4 separate regions of the Homo sapiens genome follow, and all the other regions are linked to region 3. A link is a loop called in an ENCODE intact Hi-C map of the cell type or tissue named here. Cell type or tissue: mammary epithelial cell. All regions are shown on one strand. Each heading gives the region's core, and the rest is flanking DNA. Links, peaks and the distances in the headings are about the cores only.

Region 1 (5,023 bases), core at 1,649-4,148, 130 kb after region 3:
CATAGGTGGGAATTGAACAATGAGATCACATGGACACAGGAAGGGGAACATCACACTCTGGGGACTGTTGTGGGGTGGGGGGAGGGATAGCATTGGGAGATATGCCTAATGCTAGATGACGAGTTAGTGGGTGCAGCGCACCAGCATGACACATGTATACATATGTAACTAACCTGCACAATGTGCACACGTACCCTAAAACTTAAAGTATAATAAAAAAAAAAAGAAAAAAAAAGATGTTAACTTTGGATGCTATCCTTAAAAAAAAAAAAAAAAAAAAAAAAAAAAAAAAAAATCCTTGTCTTTTAACACTAGAGGTCACTCTGCAACCGCAAATGCGAAATAAGCACCCTGGGGCTCCAGAAGGTCAGTACAGCTAATCTGTAGAAATTGCTGAACCATGAGCCAAATTTGTACCTAATTACGGGTTGCTTTGATGCAGCCCCGCTCCTATTAAAAGTTTCTCTCTTTCCTGCAGAATTGTGGATGTTGTGACTTATATGTTTCTACTGAGCCCTAATATTTCTCAGCTAAGCAGGGGCATTGCAGGCGCTGTAACCAAGAACACACATCTCTCTACATTCCAGGTTTTTGATGTTCATTATCCAGATGGAAAAGAGCATCTGCCGCTTGGGTATCAAATGGTGATAACTTGGTCTTTATTTCTTTATGAGACTGAGGTCGAGACAGATTTAACACAGCCCTGCATGTGGGCGTGCAAAGACTGCAGGCACAGCACGTTGTGCAGAAACGATTGACAAATATTTTCAGAGTTTCTCTGTCCTGTTTTTGGAGATACATAAAACTGACTCTGCATCCAGTGTATGGAAATAGGGTTATTTGCATCTATTGGGGATTGGAACCCGCAAATGGTTTCTTAATCGAAAATTAAAATCCTTGTGCAGCCTCCCTAGAAGACTTCAATTTCCTTTGGCTAGTTACCCTTTCGGAGTAATTAATGTTATTTCTGATTTGGATTCCTGAGAGTTTGGATATCTGTCTATGCAGTAATTTCACATATAATTGCATGCGAAAATGTGTGTTTTATTTCTTTACTGGCTCCTAATCTGTGGTATTTCTGTCTGTGATGGATGGGAGTTATGAGGGTCTTCACGGTCTCTTCGTTTAGGGAGAGTGGAATTCCTGAGCTGGGCAGGCAGAAAAGACCTGAATATCAAACAATGAAAAATAACGGGAATAGTGGGAGGTTGTCACTCTCTGCAATATCTTCCTGAGGCATGGATGGGAATTTTGCAACAGAGGCAGGTGATACACAGGAAATGCAAAGCTCTCTTCTTTGGAGGGCGGGCTCGGCTCCCATGCTAGAAGTGCCTTGACACTGGCAGCCTCAGCTGGGGTGGAGGGCAGTCTCCTTGCTGTTCCGCTTAGCCCCCAGCACTTGCAGCAGATGAAGAGCTGGTGTGGATAAAGTGGAGCTGCTGTGCTGCTCCTGGGTCCAATTCCTCACATGCGGGGGTGGCCACATTTAGGAAGAGTTTAGCCCTGGACCAGCCAGACCCCTTCCTCTCTGGATTATAGCACAATCGCGCAATCACCCTGACCTCCTCTGTGTTGGATTTTCTGTTGTATTTTGCTTAGATTTAGAGCACTCAGGGTGGTAGAGATCATGACTCTCTGTAAGGAGATAACAAAAATACGCTATGGTCACTTATCTCGGCACCTGGCCCGTCCAACCATCGATTTCCCATCTCGATTCACAAGGTGCTGAATGGAGCCGATCAATTTAACAGCACCGATGGGACTCAAATATTCCCATAATCTATATTATCAGTGGACTTCCTTCCTGATGTCCTCATCTGACCTGGTCACCGTGGCTTCTTGATCGGAGAAATTAAAGCAGGGATTGGGAGGTCTTTATAATGTGAGAATGTCGGCTTTAGCGTGGCCACTCTGGGGGACTGAGGGTTCACCATGCCCACACCCCTGCTGCGAATGCTTTTAGTAATGTGCACGCTTGGATTTAAATTAGGAGCCCCAATTAGTCTCTTGTTTTCTAGCAGCCTGCAAAAACACCATTTAGGGAGGAACTGTTTAGAAAGCAGGTTTTTACTTAATAAACAGTGATCAATCGAATTGATTAACCATGAACACATTCCCACTGAGTCTGTGGGTGGCGCTTGTTGTTGATAATTGCGGTTCGTGAGTACAAGACTATTAAGTGGCTGCTCATAGACGATTTCCCAGCCCTTTCACCTAAGAGAACTGGGGGCGCGCTCTGGGGGTGCCGGCAACTGTTGACAGCATTTTTTGGGTTGGGGCTGTGCCTGAGCCAGCCTCTGCCCCCAGCAGGCCTTTGGAGCATCTCTATCAATTGTGGCCATTTACTAGACACTGGCAGACATTTTTGTAAACCTCGCATCTGTTTTTTCACTAATTCACGCGGTAATTAGGTGTTCTCACGCCGGCTTTGTGGCTTTCCATAAACGGTAAGTGGAACCGCCTGTGCGTTAGAATTAGTGCTGTGTTCTGTGCGAGGCTTATTACCACCGAGGCTCTCTCTCTGCTCGCTGGAACGGCAGCTAGAAAACTGGGAGGAGAGCTTCCTGGCAGCATTAGCAAACTAGCAGCCCCTGAAGGGCGACGAGAAAGATGTAAGTGAGGGCGGGTTCGGCGGGAGAGCCCCCGGTTGCCCTGCGCGGTTGCGGCGCGCGCCTGGAGTTGCGCTTGATGAACGCAGCCCGGGGGCGCAGCGAGCACGGCCGGGCGGGCTGCCCCGGGGCTCCGGGCCCAGCTCCCAGCCCAGGGGACGGACTGTTCTTTGTGGGACAGAGGGGAGAGGACGCCTGCCATTTGGAACCCCTGCTGATGCTCCAGCTCATTTTGGGCAGGTTTCTGAGCCTCTCTTGGCGTAGTTTACCTAATTAACAAAAGTACAGAATAGCAACGCAATGTCTTCTGTTATGTGGGTTAGAACGCCCTTTATGCCCTCGGTGCTGGCCCTGGGTAAACGGGAAGCCGCCAGAGGGCTGGGTGACTTTACAGGTGCCTTGACCAAGGGCTCCTCGGGGCCGAGTGATCTCCTGCGCCCTCTAGCGGTGTGCATACCAACTCTCCGTGGACACCAACCTAGTGGTCCTGGATCTTCACCCTGAGTCAACGGCCCTGCCCCAGCCCTAGAGGTTTTCCTTGCGCTGAGGAAGGGACCCAGGCCTTGGTGTTTTTTACAAGCGCCCCAGGAGATTCTAACGTGCCTCCAAGCTGGAGAACTTCTGCTAGAAACCAAGGCAAGACAGAGCCACCGTGATAGGTGGTAAACCATATGTGCTTGAAAGTATGTTTATTACTTATGTGTTTATTATTATTATTTTAAACATAACATTTACCCGTGGGTAGTTTTGTTTTTTGTTTTTTGTTTTTGAGATGGAGTCTCGCTCTGTTGCCTAGGCTGGAGTCCAGTGGCTCAATCTCAGCTCACTGCAACCTCTGCCTCCCGGGTTCAAGCAATTCTCCTGTCTCAGCTTCCCAAATAGCTGAGACTACAGGCGCATGCCACCATGCCTGGCTAATTTTTGCATTTTTAGTAGAGACAGGGTTTCACGATATTGGTCAGGCTGGTCTTGAACTCCTGACCTCAGGTGATCCACCCACCTCAGCCTCCCAAAGTGCTGGGATTACAGGCGTCAGCCACCCGCCCAGCACTTACCTATGGGTAGTTCTAATTTGGCAATTTCCAATCCTCTGGGAAGACTCTGCAGATTGTCTGGGCTAACAGCTATTCCAAGCCCTCCTCTCTCTTTCCACCTTCTGCTAGAGGCTGAAGAAACTAAATCAGTAAGTGATTTCTTAGTCTCTCTTAATGCAGGGGTGGCCGTGTGACACAATGCTAGTCAATATGATGTAAGTATAAGGAAAAGTCCACTCGGGTGTTTCTGGAAAAGCTTTTTTCATCTTTTTTTTTTCCTGTTAAAAATAGATATAGAAGATCACCACCCACTTTTCTCTTCCTCTTGCTTTAGATGTAGATGTGATGTCTGGAACTCATGCAGCTATCTTGCAACGACCAGGATGAGGCTAAGAGAATAGGAGAGATCCTTGCTCAAACAGGGTAAGCCAACCCCAGAAGCAACTTGCCTCCAGACTTTTTATCATGAGGAAAAATAAATCCCTAAACGTTTAAGCCATTGGTAGGTTATATGTTAGTTGCAGTCAAATAATTCATAACAAATATACTTTCAGATGAGATATCATGATGAAATGCTGCCTAGAAGAGAAATCAAAAGAAAAATAAAACTTTTTGAAGTGCATGCAATGGGCCAGGCCCTGGGCTTTCACATGCATTATTTCATGCAGTACCAAAGACATTGGTGTCATTATTACTATTTCCATTTGTTGAGAAAACTGAGGTTGAATAATTTTCCTTTTATCAAACAATGTGTTTAGTATGAAGGACCAATTATGAAATGCAAGAGTCAAATTTTCAGAGAGTTTTATTTGTCTCCAGAGCCCATGCCTTTTCTTAGAATTTTTTCCTTCTACTGCCTCTTGCTTGCCAAGAAGAGATGCTGCAGTCAAGCCTTGCTGGGGAGGCTGGAGAGGGCAGCCAGGCTGCCTCAGCTGGAAGCAGGGACACAGGGGTGACTGCAGTGCCGTCAAGCAGAATATGGCATGTCTAACTCTAAGAACCTTGAACTGCCTCCCCATCCCCACAGCACACACAACAGTGATGGTGGCCCTGGGAGGAATTAGCTGGCCAGGATCTGGAGCCAGCCTCTTACATCAGAGAGAGATGGACAGAGTGGTGCAGCATGGTGGAACCACATGCTGGAGTAGAGAACCTGGGAAGGGAGGGGAACAAAGCTCCTGGCAACTTCTTGAGGGAATGTTTACTTTATTTTGTTTTTTTGAGATGGAGTTTCGCTCTTGCTACCAGGACTGGAGTGCAGCGGCATAATCTTGGCTCATTGCAACCTCCACCTCCTAGGTTCAAGAGATTCTCCTGCCTCAGCCTCCTGAGTAGCTGGGATTACAGGTGTCTGCCACCAAGCCTGGCTAATTTTTTGTA
Region 2 (5,023 bases), core at 892-3,391, 110 kb after region 3:
TGGACACAGGGAGGGGAACATCACACACTGAGGCCTGTCGGGGGTTGAGGGGAAAAGGGAGGGAGAGCATTAGGACAAATACCTAATGCATGTGGGGCTTAATACCTAGACGACGGGTTGATGGGTGCAGCAGACCACCATGGCACATGTATACCTATGTAACAAACCTGCACGTTCAGCACATGTATCCCAGAACTTAGAATAAAAATAAAAAATAAACAAATAAATAAATAAAAAGTGTGGTGCTTTCCTGAGCAACACTGTGAAGCTTTCCACAACCAATCACACATGATTTTTAAAAATTTCTTATGGTTAGAGAAATAATCAAGTCACATGTGCTCCAGACGTGGACTTGTTTATGACCACGGGTATGTCTTTACGTGTCTGTCTCTCTCACTTGCAGGGTTGTTTTTGTTTTTTGTTTTTTTTTTAAATGTATCTGCTTTTCTAGGCCTCTTAGTCCCACAGGATTTCTTCACAGGATTTTCCACTTTCTCAGAAGGCAATTTTCTAATGCAGGGCTGACGATTACAGTAAGACACACATCTTTAAACAATGCCTACATTAGGTCAGCAGGGAGGGTGCCCCCATCCTGGGACTGCAGAACAATGTCGTGCGTTCTCTGTGTAGGTGCAGGAGCACCAGAGAGTGAATTCTGGGTAAATCTTTTTGCAAAGCTTTCCAACAACTAGTAAGGCATCCTGTAATACTGCAAGAGTGCAGTGATTCTATCACAGCTCACTGCAGCCTCGACCTCCAGGCTCACGCGATCCTCTCGCCTCAGCCTCTTGAGTGGCTGGGACCACAGACACATGCCCTCTTAGGGCAGTTACAAGGATGAATATAGAATTCCAGGGCAGGGGGTTGAGTGGGGAAGGGCCATTTTGGGGGTGTGCACTGACATCAGTGTAGGGCCTCTGAGAGAAGCAGCCCATTTGCCACTGTGTGGGGCTTCAGCCATGAACTGCTGCTCTGACCTGCCTTTCCCATGTGCAACTGTGGCCAAAGCAGCATGAAGGGCTGCAAACCAGGTTCGCCTCTGTTATCCTCGTGCCATACATGGGGGAACGACTCTAGCGAGCAGCCCATGAAGGATTGTTAGAAAGAGAGGACCCAAGGAACTTGGGAGGGATTCATGGGAAATCAAAGAAAAAAGGCAGAAGGATGATGAGGACAAAACCAAAAGTTCCTTCTGAGGGAGCTGGGTAAGTTCTGCCTTGGGTCTCTGTTTTCTTTCCTTCTTTCTTTCCTTCCTTCCTTTCTCTCTCTCTCTCTCTATCTCTTTTCTTTCTTTCTTTCTTTCTTTCTTTCTTTCTTTCTTTCTTTCTTTCTTTCTTTCTTTCTTTCTTTCTCTTCTTTTCTTTTCTCTTTTCTTTTCTTTCTTTTTTGACAGTCTTGCTCTGTCGCCAGACTGGAGTGCAGTGGCGCCATCTCTGCTCACTGCAGCCTCCGCCTTCCAGGATTCAAGCGATTCTCCTGACTCAGCCTCCCAAGTTTTAATGTGTACAGAGGCAGCACCTGAAGGCTCTCTGTGGCTTCTACTAGTCCAGGGAGACAGGAAGTCAGAGGTCTCTGTGTGGACACTAGGAGAGGGGACAGAGAACCTCCTGGGAAGCAAGTCACTCACATGGGCCAGGGCCGGAAAGCCCTCAGGGAGAGCAGAGAAGACAGTCACCAGGGTCTGTGGCTGGTGTCTGGGTTGATGTAACACTTTTTTTTTTTTTTTTGCAGTTAGTTTGCTAACGTCAATTCTGAGTTAGAGATGCTCACAAGACATGTGTGGGCTAAGAGATGTCTCCATGTTCAACACACACTAGACAAACTTAATTATTCATAAGAATATTGGAGCACTTCAGGCTGTGCAGAGGCAGCTTTTAGATGGTGAAGACAGAGCTAGTTTTTTTCAAACGGTGCTGGAAAGATAGGGCTAGTTTTTGGATTTTGTTTCACATTTTTTTCAGACAAGCTGGTAAATGTTGACTTAAAGCATTATTTTGGGTCAGGTTTACATAGAGTGGCAATGAAACATTTCACTGGATAAAGGAATAGGGGGAAAAGAGCTCCAGGGTTTCTTGCCTCTGGCTTTGTAGCTTTCTTGCATCACTAGGGGATTGCTTCTGCAAATGGAGTGGGAAAAACCAAAGCTTTGGAATAGATTCTAAGTGAATGGGGAGAAACAAATGTAGGGTGAACACACACACAAGCCAGACAGAACCTTGGTACAAAAATCAGATGCGCCATAAAAACTGTTTCACTTTAGGAATGATGTCTAGATTTGAAATGCTTGGTTTAAAACGACTATTACGTCACCGCCACCTGCTGGCCAGAAACGGTATTAGCTTAAAGCTCCATTAGAGAAAAGGTCTTCTTGGGGTGGAGTAACTGATTGGGCTGCTCATGGTTATTTTTGTGTGGAAAGAGTCTTTCTCCGAGAAAATCTGCTTTTATTTTCTCTTCTTCTGTCTAGAAAATGTTCTGTTATTTTTAAATGAACATTTTAAAAATTTATAAAGACGTAGTGTTAGGAAATTTAGAAAATACAGAAAAGTGTAAGAACTATAGTTTATATATTTACACATTTTCCTAGCATGAAAATATTTGAAAAAACTCCAACAAAATTGGTATTTATTATACATATGAATTTGTTTCATTTAGTTATTGAATTAGTTTTTTATCATGAAATATTTTAAACATACACCAAAATACAAAACATAACAGATGCCCAACTGGATTTAACTCATTTTTAAAATTTTGCTACATGTTTTCCCTAAAATTTTCTTTTGGAAAATACTACTTTACAGGTACAAATGAAATTCACATCTGTCCCCACCCTCAACATCCAGTTTCCCCTATTATTCCCCAGATAGTACCACTATCTTAAAAATGATATGCAACACTTTTTGTTTTTATAGTTTTGCTTTATATGTTTTAAATTGTACATGATTGAGAAATACTCTATTCTTTATTCAACTTTTTTTTCACTGAACGTTATGTTTATGAACTTTATTTACGTTTATATAGGTAGACCTAGTAGATTCATTTTTACAAATAGCTGAATTAAAAAATCTTATCTGGAAGTATTGATCTTTAACTGGAGAGTTTAATCCATTTATATTTTTTGTGAATATGTTTAGATGTATTTCTGCTATATTCTTTTTGTTATCTGTTTATTGTGCTTTGTTTTAAACATATTTTTGTTTTCTGTCAGAGGCTGTGTATTTAAATTTTTTTTTCTTCATCTACTTGTTTTGAAGTTATGTTTACTATTTCTCTTCTACCCTTCAATTTATACTATGCCTACTTAACAAGTCTAAACATAACAATTATTGCTTCTTTCTCCAGAAGAGTACAAAGACCTTAGAATGTTTTAAATTGCTTTTACATTTCTCCCATCTTCTATCTTATGCTTTTTAGGATTTTAAATTCTATTGTTTTAAATCACTATATTAGTGGTCATATCATCATCATCACCACTACCACCACCACCACCATCATCATCATCATTACCAATCAGTACTTAGTTAGCATTGAGAAAAAGGCCAAGCAAATATGAAGCAAAGAAAGCCAGAATAGCAGTCTTACTCCTTTTTGTTCTTTCATTTTTGCCTTGAATTAAGTCTATCTATCTATCTATCATCTATCCATCTGTCTGTCTGTCTGTCTATCTACCTACCTACCTGTATATCTAAAGGAACAATTTAGTCTCAAGCACAATGTGGCAGAAGTACAAGGAAAATAAATGAATCAACAATGTTAATAGTCTTGGAAACTGATAGATTAAGGAGACAAATAAGTACGAAGATATATAAAATTGAGTAATACAATTAACCAATACTAGGCATCACATTTTATTACATTTTCGTCAATCTGATAGTTGCTAAATTCCAACTTATTTGTTTTAATTTGGATTTAAAATTATTATTGAGATTAGGTATTTTTTCATACATTTATTGGAAGTTTGTAGTCATTTTTGTGTATAATTAACTCTTCATGTTTATTGGAGATGTTTGTTTTTACTGAGTTGTAAGAACTGTTTGTATATAAAAGTTATTAAATGTTTATTTGTTATATACGTTAAAATATTTTCAGATTTATCATTTGTCTTAATTTTGCCTATTCTTTTTTAGGTCTTATTTTAAATTTTAATGTTTATATACTGCATTCTAGATATCTTCTTTGGAAAAAGATTCTTTTTTTGGAAAGGATGAAAGAATGAAAAGATAAAAGAATGAAAAGGATAGGGTAATGAAGGGTTCAAATGGGAATGCAGTAAAAACTGAAAGGAAAAAGGAACAAGAAAAAGAATAAGAAGAGGAGGCAGGCTGGGCGCGGTGGCTCACTGCTTTGGGAGGCAGAGGCGGGCAGATCACAAGGTCAGGAGATCAAGATCATCCTGGCTAACACGGTGAAACCCCGTCTCTACTGAGAAAAAAATACAAAAAATTAGCTGGGCATGGTGGTGGGCGCCTGCAGTCCCAGCTACTCGGGAGGCTGAGGCAGGAGAATGGAGTGAACCGGGGAGGTGGAACTTGCAGTGAGCCGTGATTACACCACTGCACTCCAGCCTGGGCGACAGAGTGAGACTCTGTCTCAAAAAAAAAAAAAAAAGAAGAGGAGGCCGGGTGAGGTGGCCCACGCCTGTAATCCCAGCACTTTGGGAGGCCAAAGCAGGAGGATCACTTGAGGTCAGGAGTTCGAGACCAGCCTGGCCAACATGGCAAAACCCCGTCTCTACTAAAAATAGAAAAATTAGCTGGGGATGGTGGTGCTCGCCTGTAATCCCAGCTACTTGGGAGGCTGAGGCAAGAGAATTGCTTGAACCTGGAGGTCAGAGATTGTAGTGAGCTAAGATTGCTCCACTGCACTGCAGCCTGGGCGACAGAACGAGATTCCGTCAAAAAGAAGATATAAAGGTCTGGGACCTGCAAATAATTTACCTAAAACAATAAATGGAGTTCAAATATGAAGTAACATTTTTGGAAAGCAAATTATAAACTTGTGAGTAAGATACATTAACAAAAAC
Region 3 (5,023 bases), core at 1,019-3,518:
GGCAAGTTGGCTTGAGCTGGTCCAGACAGAATGAACCTCAGATGCCCGAAAAGAGTAGAAGTAAGTGTGAAAAAGCTGCTGCCATCTTGTGACTACAGGGCAGGGCCAGAAAGTGGAATGGGAGCTGAGAGATGGGGAGACCTGGGAACTTGGGATTTACTGAGTCTCTGAACCCAGCTCTGACTGAAGCCAGAACTACTCCTAGAGTTTTCAGTGACAAGAGTTAAAAATCTTCCGCTTTTGCCCAAGTTAATTCGAGTTGGTTTTCTGCCCCTGAAACCAACAGTCCAGACTGACACATTCCTTCTCCGAAGTCTACTATCTTTTGTAATAATGGAGGGAAAAGAGAATGGTTATATGCAACCACAGATGGTTAGAGCTGTACAGGCCTTCAGGATGATCCAATTCTTCCTATTTGCTTGAAGCATGACTTCCTTGGGCCTTAGGGACTTTTGCCTTCATAGGCCCCTTCCTCCATAAAAATATTAAAAAATATATTTTGGCACTGTGTTAGTATAAAGACAAACATACTCCAAGACAGATTGTATTTACTTACTTTTCTAAAAAATAAATTAAAATATTTCCTTGGGCCTTGGACAAGATGCCTATGTACTTAATGGATAAATCAACTCCGGCGGTGTTAACTTTTCTTGCTTGTATACTTTTTTTTCTTTTTTCTTTTCTTTTTTTTTTTTTTTTGAGATGGAGTCTCACTGTGTTTCCCAGGTTGGAGTGCATGGGCGCAATTGCAGCTCACCGCAATCTCTGCCTCCTGGGTTCGAGCGATTCTCCTGCCTCAGCCTCCTGTGTAGCTGGAATTACAGGCACGTGCCACCATGCTCGGCTAAATTTTTGAATTTTTAGTAGAGATGGGGTTTCACCATGTTGGCCAGGTTGGTCTTGAACTCCTGACCTCAGGTGATCCTCCAGCCTCGGCCTCCCAAAGTGTTGAGGTTACAGGCTTGAGCCACTGTGCCCAGCCTGATGTATACATTTTTGTCATGGGCATACATTTGTGATGAACAGTTGGTTCCTAGGGCAGGCACATCACTCTTCAGCTGATCTACAGCACATATTAACGGCCACATCAATGAAGGCCATTTATGAATTAATAGAACAGGTATAACAATATTATGGATCCCGGTGGGTGAGGGCTCAGACTAGTGATCACTTCCGATTGGCTGAATGCATTTGTGGTCTGATTAGGCTGAATGTGATGGGGATGGAGTGCACAGCAATGCTTACTTCTGATTGGCTGAATACGCTTGCTGTCTGACTGGCTGGAATGTAACAGGACGGCACTAAAGAGCACTGCTCACCTCCGATTGACTGAATGCACACGTGGTCTTGTTGGCCTAAGTGTTAGCCAGAGACCCACAGACTGCAGGCTGAAGAACCAACCCTCTCATGAAATCATGGTGGTTGTATCAGAACAGAAACTTCTCATTTGTGTCGATAAATCTCTAGCATAAAATGTCGCCAGTGCAATTCTGTCTGTAAAGGTAGTGGAAATCCACGAGCGTTTATGTTGCACAGATGACCTCAGACCTGTCCTCCACAGAATGTAAGCCTCCAGAGTGTAAGCATCTTGCCCTCACTGACTGTCTGGATGCTGCCTTGGGGACCAACAGCCTTTGCAGGCCTGGGGCTGGGTCCGACTTCAACTCCTGGTGGATCTGGGCTGCCAGAGCTCAGCGGGTGGGAGAGAGCTCCACGTTCAGCTCCATCGTACCCCCTTTCCCATGCCCCCAAAGCGCCTCTCTGGCTTTTCCTGAAAAGTCCCACACTGAGGCTCTGGAACTCTGCCATTGTAGGTGGAGCAGGGTAAGTGTAGACCACGGGAATTTTCAAATATTCAGGAAGAAGTAGCCCAGCTTAAATAGCCATGAGGCTTAAGAGTGGGTCTGAAGGTGCGCCCCGGACCAGCAACATCAGCATCAGCATCAACAGAGGACTTGCTAGAAATGCAGATCCTCAGCTCTCACCCCAGACCTGCGAATCACAGCCTCAGGGAGGCCCGGGAATCCTTGTTTCAACAAGCGCTCCGGGGGACGCCGATGCACGCTCAGGGGTGGGGACCTGCGCTCTGTAGGGTACCTTCCCTGAGAACACAGTTTTTTCCTTCCTTTGGAGGAGGATTTTCTGTGACAGCTTTGCTGACCCGCACTCCCCGCAAACAGGCTCCCGGGCCGGCTCTAGCCCAGACAGACAGGCCCTAAGACCCCATCGGCGGCGGCGCACCGGGGGTCCCACTAGCCCAGGAGAGCTGAGAATCCCGCTATAGCGTCCCCTTTTAGCGCTCTCCACCAAGCCGAATAGGTCAAAATCCTTTAAGCGTTTTGGCCTTGACTTCTCTTACTGAGGCGGCAGCGATAGCTAACCTGTTGTTTAAGAAGCTCCCAAGGCCGCGCTGCCGCGCTGTGACCACGCATCGGAGGGAACACGTTTTCCTGCGGACGGTGGATCCCGGGTCGCGGCGCGCGCTCCGCAGCCTCCCCGCGCGGCCACTAGATGGCGCTGTTGCACTTTCCTATCGGCTCCCGGGGCGCGCCCGCCTCCTGGCTTCCCGCGGTCCCACCAGAGTCCCCGAAGTGTAAAAACAACGTGCCGCTGTGAGCCGAGGCCGGTCTCACTGAGATGCCCGGGAAACGATGTGCAGCCAGGAGGCTTGGCCGAGAGGGAACGCTGACTGCGGGACTGTGGCTGCAGAGCCTCTCAGGGCTTTACACGTCTCCCTCTCCACGCCCCGCACGCTGCCCCCACTGAAGCCCAAGCCCCTTGGGGTGGCAGAGTAGGACTGCAGGGCTGGGCATGTGCGTGAGGGGTCTGCGGTCGCTGAGGGAGCAGAGCAGGGACGGCAGGGTCGGGCCGGGGCCGAGGAGACGCTGGCTGCAGGGGGCTGCGGGACACACGCAGCAACCACGGCCTTTCCAGCAGCAGTCTCCTTGGAGGATGAGGCCGTAATGGCGATAGTAATAAACACAGGGCGGCAATGAGAACAAACGCACTGAGCCCTCACTGCACCCCTACTAGGGAGGGACTGTGGTGTCCCCAGTACACAGGTGGGGAAGTGGAGGCAGGATTCCAAACCAGGCCTCTGATTCCAGGGCCTCCTTGCCCCAAGCCAGAGACCCCAAGGTCTGCAGTAGAGGTCCTAGGAGCTGTGGTGTCCCGATTGAGGGGGCTGCCCCAGCCTGGGGCCTTCTTGGGATGTGTCTCTCCTCATTGGCTCCAGGGGCAAGGAGGAGCCACGGGACCCAGGATTCCCGACTGTTCCACCCAAGGCCCCACCTCCTCCCTCAGCGCAGCTTTGCAGGCGCTGGGGCTCCCAAAGGACGGAGCTTTGAATCCACCTGGGAGGCTTAAGAGAAAGTGCTGAGTCCCCCATGCCCTACCCCTGAGACTGCTGACAGGCATCGCTGAGGGCTGCAGCTTTGGAATCGGGCATCTTCTGAGGAAGAGAAAGGCACCACAGCCACGGCACAGAAGACTAGGTGAGGGCAGTGGGAAACCTCTGCACCAGGGCAAGCGGTCGGCCAGAGCCGACGTGTCCATAGGGACCAGATGGAGAGGGGGAGGTGGATGAACATGAAATACGAGTGCAGGAAATTGCTGTGTAGACAGCACCCCTGGAGCTGAGCGAGGCTCCCGGCAGGGTCTCCTCTCAGTGACTGGCGCTCCGCTCACCTAATTGCTCAATCTGGGATGCCTGGGAGCTGCCCTCGCCGCTTTCTTGCTGCGTGTTCTCGGGCAAATGCTTCAACGAGCCCCTCAAGACCACCCCTCAAATGCCCCGCTCCTCAAGCCTCCCTCAGCTCTTGCTTTAGTGTTCCAGAAACACACTCTAATTCAGGTTTCTGGTTTTACTTTCTCATAGGGCTCTGTGTTAGGGCGTTCGTGTATTGTTAGAAAGAAATACCTGCAGCTGGATAATTTACAAACAGAATGAGTTTAATTGGCTCACAGTTCTGCAGGCTGTAGCGCATGGTACCAGCACCTGCCTCTGGGTGGGGGCCTCAGGAAGCTTCCAATCATGGCGGAGGGCGGGGGGTGGGGTGGGAAGCCAGCATCACAGGCGAGAGCAGGAGCAAGAGAGAGGGAGAGTGTCACACACTGTTAAACAACCAGGTCTCAAAGAGTCACCCACTGTGGTGGGGACAGTACCAAGCAGGCCATACCCCCGGGATCCGCCCCCATGGCCCAAACACCCCCCACAGGACCCACCTGCGACATTGGGGTTTACACTTCAACATGAGATTTGGAGAGACAAACAGCCAAATTATATCAGCCCCCCCAGTTTACTGCCTTAAGATTTTTTTTTTTTTAATTTAAGAGATGGGGTCTCACTCTGCTGCCCGGGCTGGAGTACAGTGGTGCAATCAAAGCCCGCTGTAACCTTGAATTCCTGGGCTCAAGCGAGCCTCCTGCCTCAGCCTCTCTAGTAGCTGGGACTACAGATGCGGGACACCACATTCAGCTAATTAACTACTTTTTTTTTTTTTTTTTTTAAGAGATAGGATATCACCATGTTGCTAAAGCTAGTGTTTTAGATCTTTTTGAACTTCTCCCTTACAGCTTTTAACAGTTTGTTATGACCCATCTACTGGTGTGATTTTTGGCCTGTCTCTCTGCCTCCCCCTCCTCCTCCTCCCTCTCCTCTTCCTCCCCCTTCTCCTCCCCGCTCTTCTCTTCCCCCCTCCTCCTCCTCCTCCTCCATTTTCTCCTCCTCCTTCTCCTCCTTCAGGCTGTAAGCCTCCTGAGACTGTCAGTTTTGCTCCCCACTGTGATAGGGCCTGGGGCAGCTCCTGAAATCCAGTGGGACTTGAGAAAATTGGAATCAGCCCTCTCCTGGGCCCCAAGCTGGTCCCCACCCATGCTGCCAGCTTATGCTCTAGTGGTAGAACATTCTCTCCCTCTGCCTGCAGTTACTCAAAGATGAGATTTACAAGCAGACTACTTGGCCGGGCATGGTGGCTTATGCATGTAATCCCAACACTTGGGAGGCTGAGGTGGGCAGATCACT
Region 4 (5,023 bases), core at 984-3,483, 520 kb after region 3:
CATTGATCATGTCCTCCAGATTCCTGGCTCCTGGTCGTGGAATGCGGCAACTCCATCTCTCCAGCGCTTGGTTCCCTGACGCCAGGAAGGAGAAGTGACAGAAGTGACACGTCTGTGTCCCATTGGGAAGGAGGTGAAATTGACCAGCACAAGATCTTTTCCAAGAGTGGGTTCTGATGGGGGCAACAGTAAGCAATCCCTCCAGGCTCCAGGGATCTGGGAATCTCTACTTGCTGTGCTTATCCTCAGAATCACTCTTCAAGACCCCAAGTGCTTGAACAGGGTAGAAAAGGAGTGATTCTGAGGATTAGCACGGCGAGTAGAGATTCCCAGAGACAGACTTGTCCTCCCTCCCAGAGAAGCCTGGTATGGCTTTCCTTAAACACACCCCTCCTTGCGTCTGTGCCTTGAAAATAACTTCAGGGAAAATAACTTTATTTATCCCTCATTATTTTTATGTGACTAATAAATTACAAATAATTCTGGTACTCCTTCCTAATAGCAATTAGGACAAACAATAAGAATCATTTCCGCTGCTTGACAATTAAGGTTCTAATGAGTGAAATTGAAGTCTTATGATGAGGATTTGGACAATTCATTAGTTGGAAGCATAAGCATTTAATAAAGCTAATGAAGTCTTTAGCTACATTTTCCAAACAAAACAAAACAAAAAAATGGACAGGAGAGACAGATGCCAGAAATAGGCCATATTCTTCACAATAGAGAAAAAACTTGCTAAGAGAAATCTTTCAAAAGGATATAAGAACAGAAAGTTAGAATGGTTTGAAATCTCCTGTACCATCGTGGAACAGTAGAAGCTCAACTAGTTTTGCCAATCTAAACGTACAGCTCCATGAATTTTTACATCTGCACACGCATGTGCAGCCACCATGCAAATTAAGAATGAACACAGTTCCATTACTCCAGAAAGTTCCCCCGTGTCCCTTTCCAGGCAATCAGCACCCCAGAGGCAACCACTGAGCTGTTGTCTGTCACTCTTAGTTTGCCTGTCCCAGAACTTCATCTGAACGGAACCAGAATCATTCAGCGCATAGCGTAGTCTTTTGTATCAGCGGCTTTCATTTAACCAAAAGCCACACTGTTGCTCTTTTCAGCAGCTCATTCCCTTGATTTTACATATTTATTTATTTATTCTAGACAGGGTCTCACTCTGTCACCCAGGCTGGAATGCAGTGGCACAATCTCGGCTCACTGCAACCTCCGCCTCCCGTGTTCAAGCCGTTCTCCTGCCTCAGCCTCCCGAGTGGCTGAGATTATAGGTGCGTGCCACCACGCACAGCTAATTTTTGTATCTTTAGTAGAGTCGGGGTTTCGCCGTGTTGGCCCGGCTAGTCTCGAACTCCTGACCTCAAGTAATTCCCCTGCGTGGGCCTCCCAAAGTGCTGAGATTACAGGCGTGAACCACCGCGCCCGGCCAGCAGCTCATTCCTTTTACTTGCTGAAAGCAATCCCATGGTATGAATATACCACAGTTCGTCCGTCCATTTTCCCATTTATAAACATTCGGATTGTTTCCAGTTTGGGGCGATTAGGAATAAAGCTGCTTTGAGCGTTCTTGTGCATGCGTTGTGGCGGTCAGCGCTCCTTCGTAACAGTGGAATTTCCATGTCACTGGGTGCAGTGTGTTGAATTTCACCAGAAACTGTCTTATGGGGTTTTTTTGTTTGTTTTGTTTTGTTTTAGCTAGCCCTCCTCCTCCTCCTCTCTTTCTACATGATCACTTTGTAAATGCTCATTATTGAACTCAGACCTCACCCATGGGCGCCAGCCACAAGGTTTAGAATGATTTTGTTCCTTCGGTTTCCTCCTGACCAGTCCTTCAAACCTCATTTTAACTAAGGAAAAACTAACAGAGGAGACAAACAGTCTGGTCATCACAACGTGCCTATACATCTCTGCAGGGGGTTGAGTGTGAAGAAATAAAAGGTGGCGTGTTACTCAGCAAACGCGACTAGGAAGGCAGCAAGAAGCCAGGGGCTGAGCAGAGCCTGCCGCCTGGGATGAGGTCCGGTGGAAAACCTCCCACTGCCGGGCTCTGGGAGCGGTGCGCGGAGGCGCCGCCTCGGGCTTCCTGGCTGTGCGGCGCCACCTCGCGTCGGCAGGGCCGGGTGTCGGGCTTGCTCAGTGCCTCATCTCCTGGGGGTTTGGGAAATCTCCAGGTCTGGGCGACGTCTGTTGCCAGAAACCAGAGAGCTCTTCTCAGCCTCTTTGGTCTTAATTGTCCACAGTTCCTGACCTCTCTGGAAAGGGCCCCTGAGTGAGCCTCTCGTATCTTGGCCCCTGAGTCCTCGCTGAACCAACAGGCCACCTTTATTCAGTTTCTTCTTCCTGCAGCCCCAAGACCATCACGACCATGGACAGCAGCCTGGGACCTGCAGAACTGCAGCGCTTTCCTCCCACCTCAGTCCTTCCACTGTCTCTCTGCTGGCGCTGCCTGGACACTTCTGCCAGGATGGAGTCATATTTTAAAAGTTCTTCCAGGAAGCCAGAAAGGAAATTGACAGTGAGAATCCACTTCCCTCGGATAGGATAGGTGTGCCAGGTTGTGGTGCCTTACTTGTTTAATCTTTCAACAAGCCTGTGAGGCAGGTATCATGATCCCATTTTTAAATGGGGGAAAATAAGGTTCAGAGAGGTTAAGGATTTTGCCCAAGGTCACACAGCAATTCTAGAAAGAACAAGATCACAAACTTATTACTGGCTGATTCCTCAGTACAATGGTGTTTTTCAGCAGTCCAATGTGCCCCCCTGCCTCCTTCCCCGCCCCCCACATCATTTCCTCCTCCCACCTCCACATCTTGTCCTGCTCTCCTGTAGATGCTCCTGCTTTCGATGCCACATGGTGCATTGTTGGGAAGGAACCCCAGTTGACCCTTTAGACTACTGCCTCAGCCCCCAGTCACTCTCCTTAGTCTCCTTGATAGGCCCCAACCAATTGCAGGCACCGATTTCCACCATTCTCCACCTGTGACCTCTAGCTCGTTGCTTATGGGAAAAAAAGAACCCGCCTGGGATTTGCAATGCTTTGGTCCTTTAATGCCATTTTCCCCCATAGTGATGCTTGTAATGAAGCAAGTAGAAAAACAATAATGTGGAGCAGGAAGGGTCTTTGAAGTCCACTTACTTCTGGCAGTGCCGGATAATAGGCGGGGAGCCAGAGTGTTTAAGGGTTTTGTCCAGCATGACTTAGCGGTGTGGACATCAGGGCCAGGATTGGTTAGAGGGAGGGCAAAAAGATATGCACTTACAGAAATTAAATTGGAGGGAAACAATCACCTGTCCAGGAGGCCTTGAGAGTCCACAAGCATGTCCTTCTACAGTCAGTGTAGAGGTGCTCTATTATGGATTGAATTGTGTTCCTCCAAATTCCATGTATGGAATTCCTACCCCCCAGTACCTCAGAATGTGACCCTATTTGGAGGTAGGGTCTTTACAAAGGTAATTAAATTAAAATGAGTCCGTTAGGGTGTGCCTTAATCCAATATGACTAGCGTCCTAATAAAGGGGAATGTGGAGAAAAACATGCCCACAGGGAGAACACCACGTGGAGATGAAGGCAGGCATCTGCCAGCCAGGAAACAGCAAAGATGGCCAGTGACCCACCAGGAGAGAGACCTGGAACGGGTTCTCCCTCGTAGCTCTTGAGAAGGAAGCATCCCTGCTGACACACCATGCTTTTAGTCTCCTAGGCTCCAAAACTGTGAGACGCCAAATTCCTGTGTTTAAGCCACCCAGTCTGCAGTGCTGTATTACAACAGCCTAGGAAATGAATGCATGCTCTACTGGCTTGCCAAGTTGATGAGGACAGAGTCAGACCCATGTGCTAAGGACGTCACGCTGATGACTATCCTCTGTCTGTGAGGGACTGTGTTAGGCATTTGCTAAAAGATTGCAATCTCTTTCCTCGTAAATCTGGATTGTTTCCACCCGGAAATGATATGAAACCAGTTAGAAATGCCAAACTCTTGTCTCACAAACCATTCTGGTTGAAAAGGAAATAACCTATTTTTGCAGGGCCAGGACTAAGGTGAGGGGAATGAGGCACCTGGGATGCAACACTTTCTCTCAGGTGCTGACTGCATGTTTGATCTGCTCTGAGACTTCACGTCTCCGGAAACTTTGCAGCCCAGGTGTATCTTTCACCTTACTCTCCTGCACACCCTGCCTATTTGCACCTGGAGCCAAAGAGAAGGAAATAAGCATGAAAGATGTCTAGACACTGACGTGTGACTGCTGGAACTGCTGTCACAAGCCCCAAGATGATTCTAGAAAAGGAAAGGCTCCTCTGGACAATGCCTTCATTCTCCTGGGGGGTTCTCCATTCACATTGCTGTGCACGGGATCGGAGTTATGATTTTCATTTTTAGTAATTATCCGGTTGACGGATTTGAGAGAATTCTGGGAGAATACATCGGCAACATGTTCTGATTTTATGAGCTCAAGCTGGCTTTGAAATGAGGCTAGGAGGGCATGAAGAGCTGTAGCTCCATCAGGGATGACCAGCTTGGACTGAGCACTAAGAGCAAGTATTTTCCACATGGCAGCATCCAGCCAAGGGATAGAACTTTTATTTTAACTCGCAGTGAACTATCTACTTTCACAAGAATCTCAGATGAGACACTTGGCCCTGCACCCTGGAATTATGGTTGCCAGAGACAGTAAATAAAATATAGGAGATTCAGTGAAATTTGGAGTTTAGATAAATAATGGACAATTTTTAGAATAAATACGTCCCAGATATTTCATGGGCATACAAATACAAAAATTAGTTATTGTTTATCTGAAATAAATGTAACTGTGTAGCCTGTGTTTTATGTGGTAACTCTCCCTGGATCCTGTGTAAGTCAGCAACCTGAACCGATAGCTGGTATTTCATGTGCTGAGGAGAGTATGATGAGATATAGAGGATTTCTGCTGGTGAAAGTTTACCGCCTTTTCTTGGGACTTACATTTTTCCAGGTTCAAAAGAGGCTTTAATCTTGGTAGATCAAGTGCCTTTAAT

The links. Hi-C counts contacts between places; a loop is a spot of excess contacts. Peaks named below come from ENCODE experiments on the same cell type or tissue, not always from the same donor. Only the 100,000 strongest peaks of a DNase experiment are listed, where the experiment ranks them.
Region 1: a loop joins it to region 3, with 11 times the contacts of the local background. A loop is called at or near these places in 12 of 110 quality-filtered maps.
Region 2: a loop joins it to region 3, with 16 times the contacts of the local background. A loop is called at or near these places in 107 of 110 quality-filtered maps.
Region 4: it touches region 3 in a loop (10-fold over the local background); 56 of 110 quality-filtered maps call a loop at or near these places.

What each region holds. Positions count from the first base shown.
Region 1 is chr15:98,290,655-98,295,677 of GRCh38, reverse strand. No RefSeq gene overlaps it. Among named protein-coding and RNA genes, the nearest start is that of LINC02351, 130 kb to the left of the region's middle. In mammary epithelial cell, for the core only: a CTCF peak has its summit at 3,049 (motif pointing left); no DNase peak of the experiment used is centred there; H3K27me3 peaks cover 250 bases.
Region 2 is chr15:98,309,069-98,314,091 of GRCh38, reverse strand. No RefSeq gene overlaps it. Among named protein-coding and RNA genes, the nearest start is that of LINC02351, 110 kb to the left of the region's middle. In mammary epithelial cell, for the core only: a CTCF peak has its summit at 2,318 (motif pointing left); a DNase peak (open chromatin) is centred at 2,311.
Region 3 is chr15:98,419,280-98,424,302 of GRCh38, reverse strand. It overlaps LINC02351 (long intergenic non-protein coding RNA 2351), which reads left to right and starts at 3,305. Exons shown (of 3, transcript NR_146567.1): 1 at 3,305-3,494. RefSeq lists enhancers at 1,571-2,146, 2,350-2,459, 2,724-3,299. In mammary epithelial cell, for the core only: a CTCF peak has its summit at 2,508 (motif pointing right); no DNase peak of the experiment used is centred there; H3K4me3 peaks cover 278 bases; H3K27me3 peaks cover 206 bases.
Region 4 is chr15:97,901,396-97,906,418 of GRCh38, reverse strand. No RefSeq gene overlaps it. Among named protein-coding and RNA genes, the nearest start is that of LINC00923, 29 kb to the right of the region's middle. In mammary epithelial cell, for the core only: a CTCF peak has its summit at 2,106 (motif pointing left); a DNase peak (open chromatin) is centred at 2,108.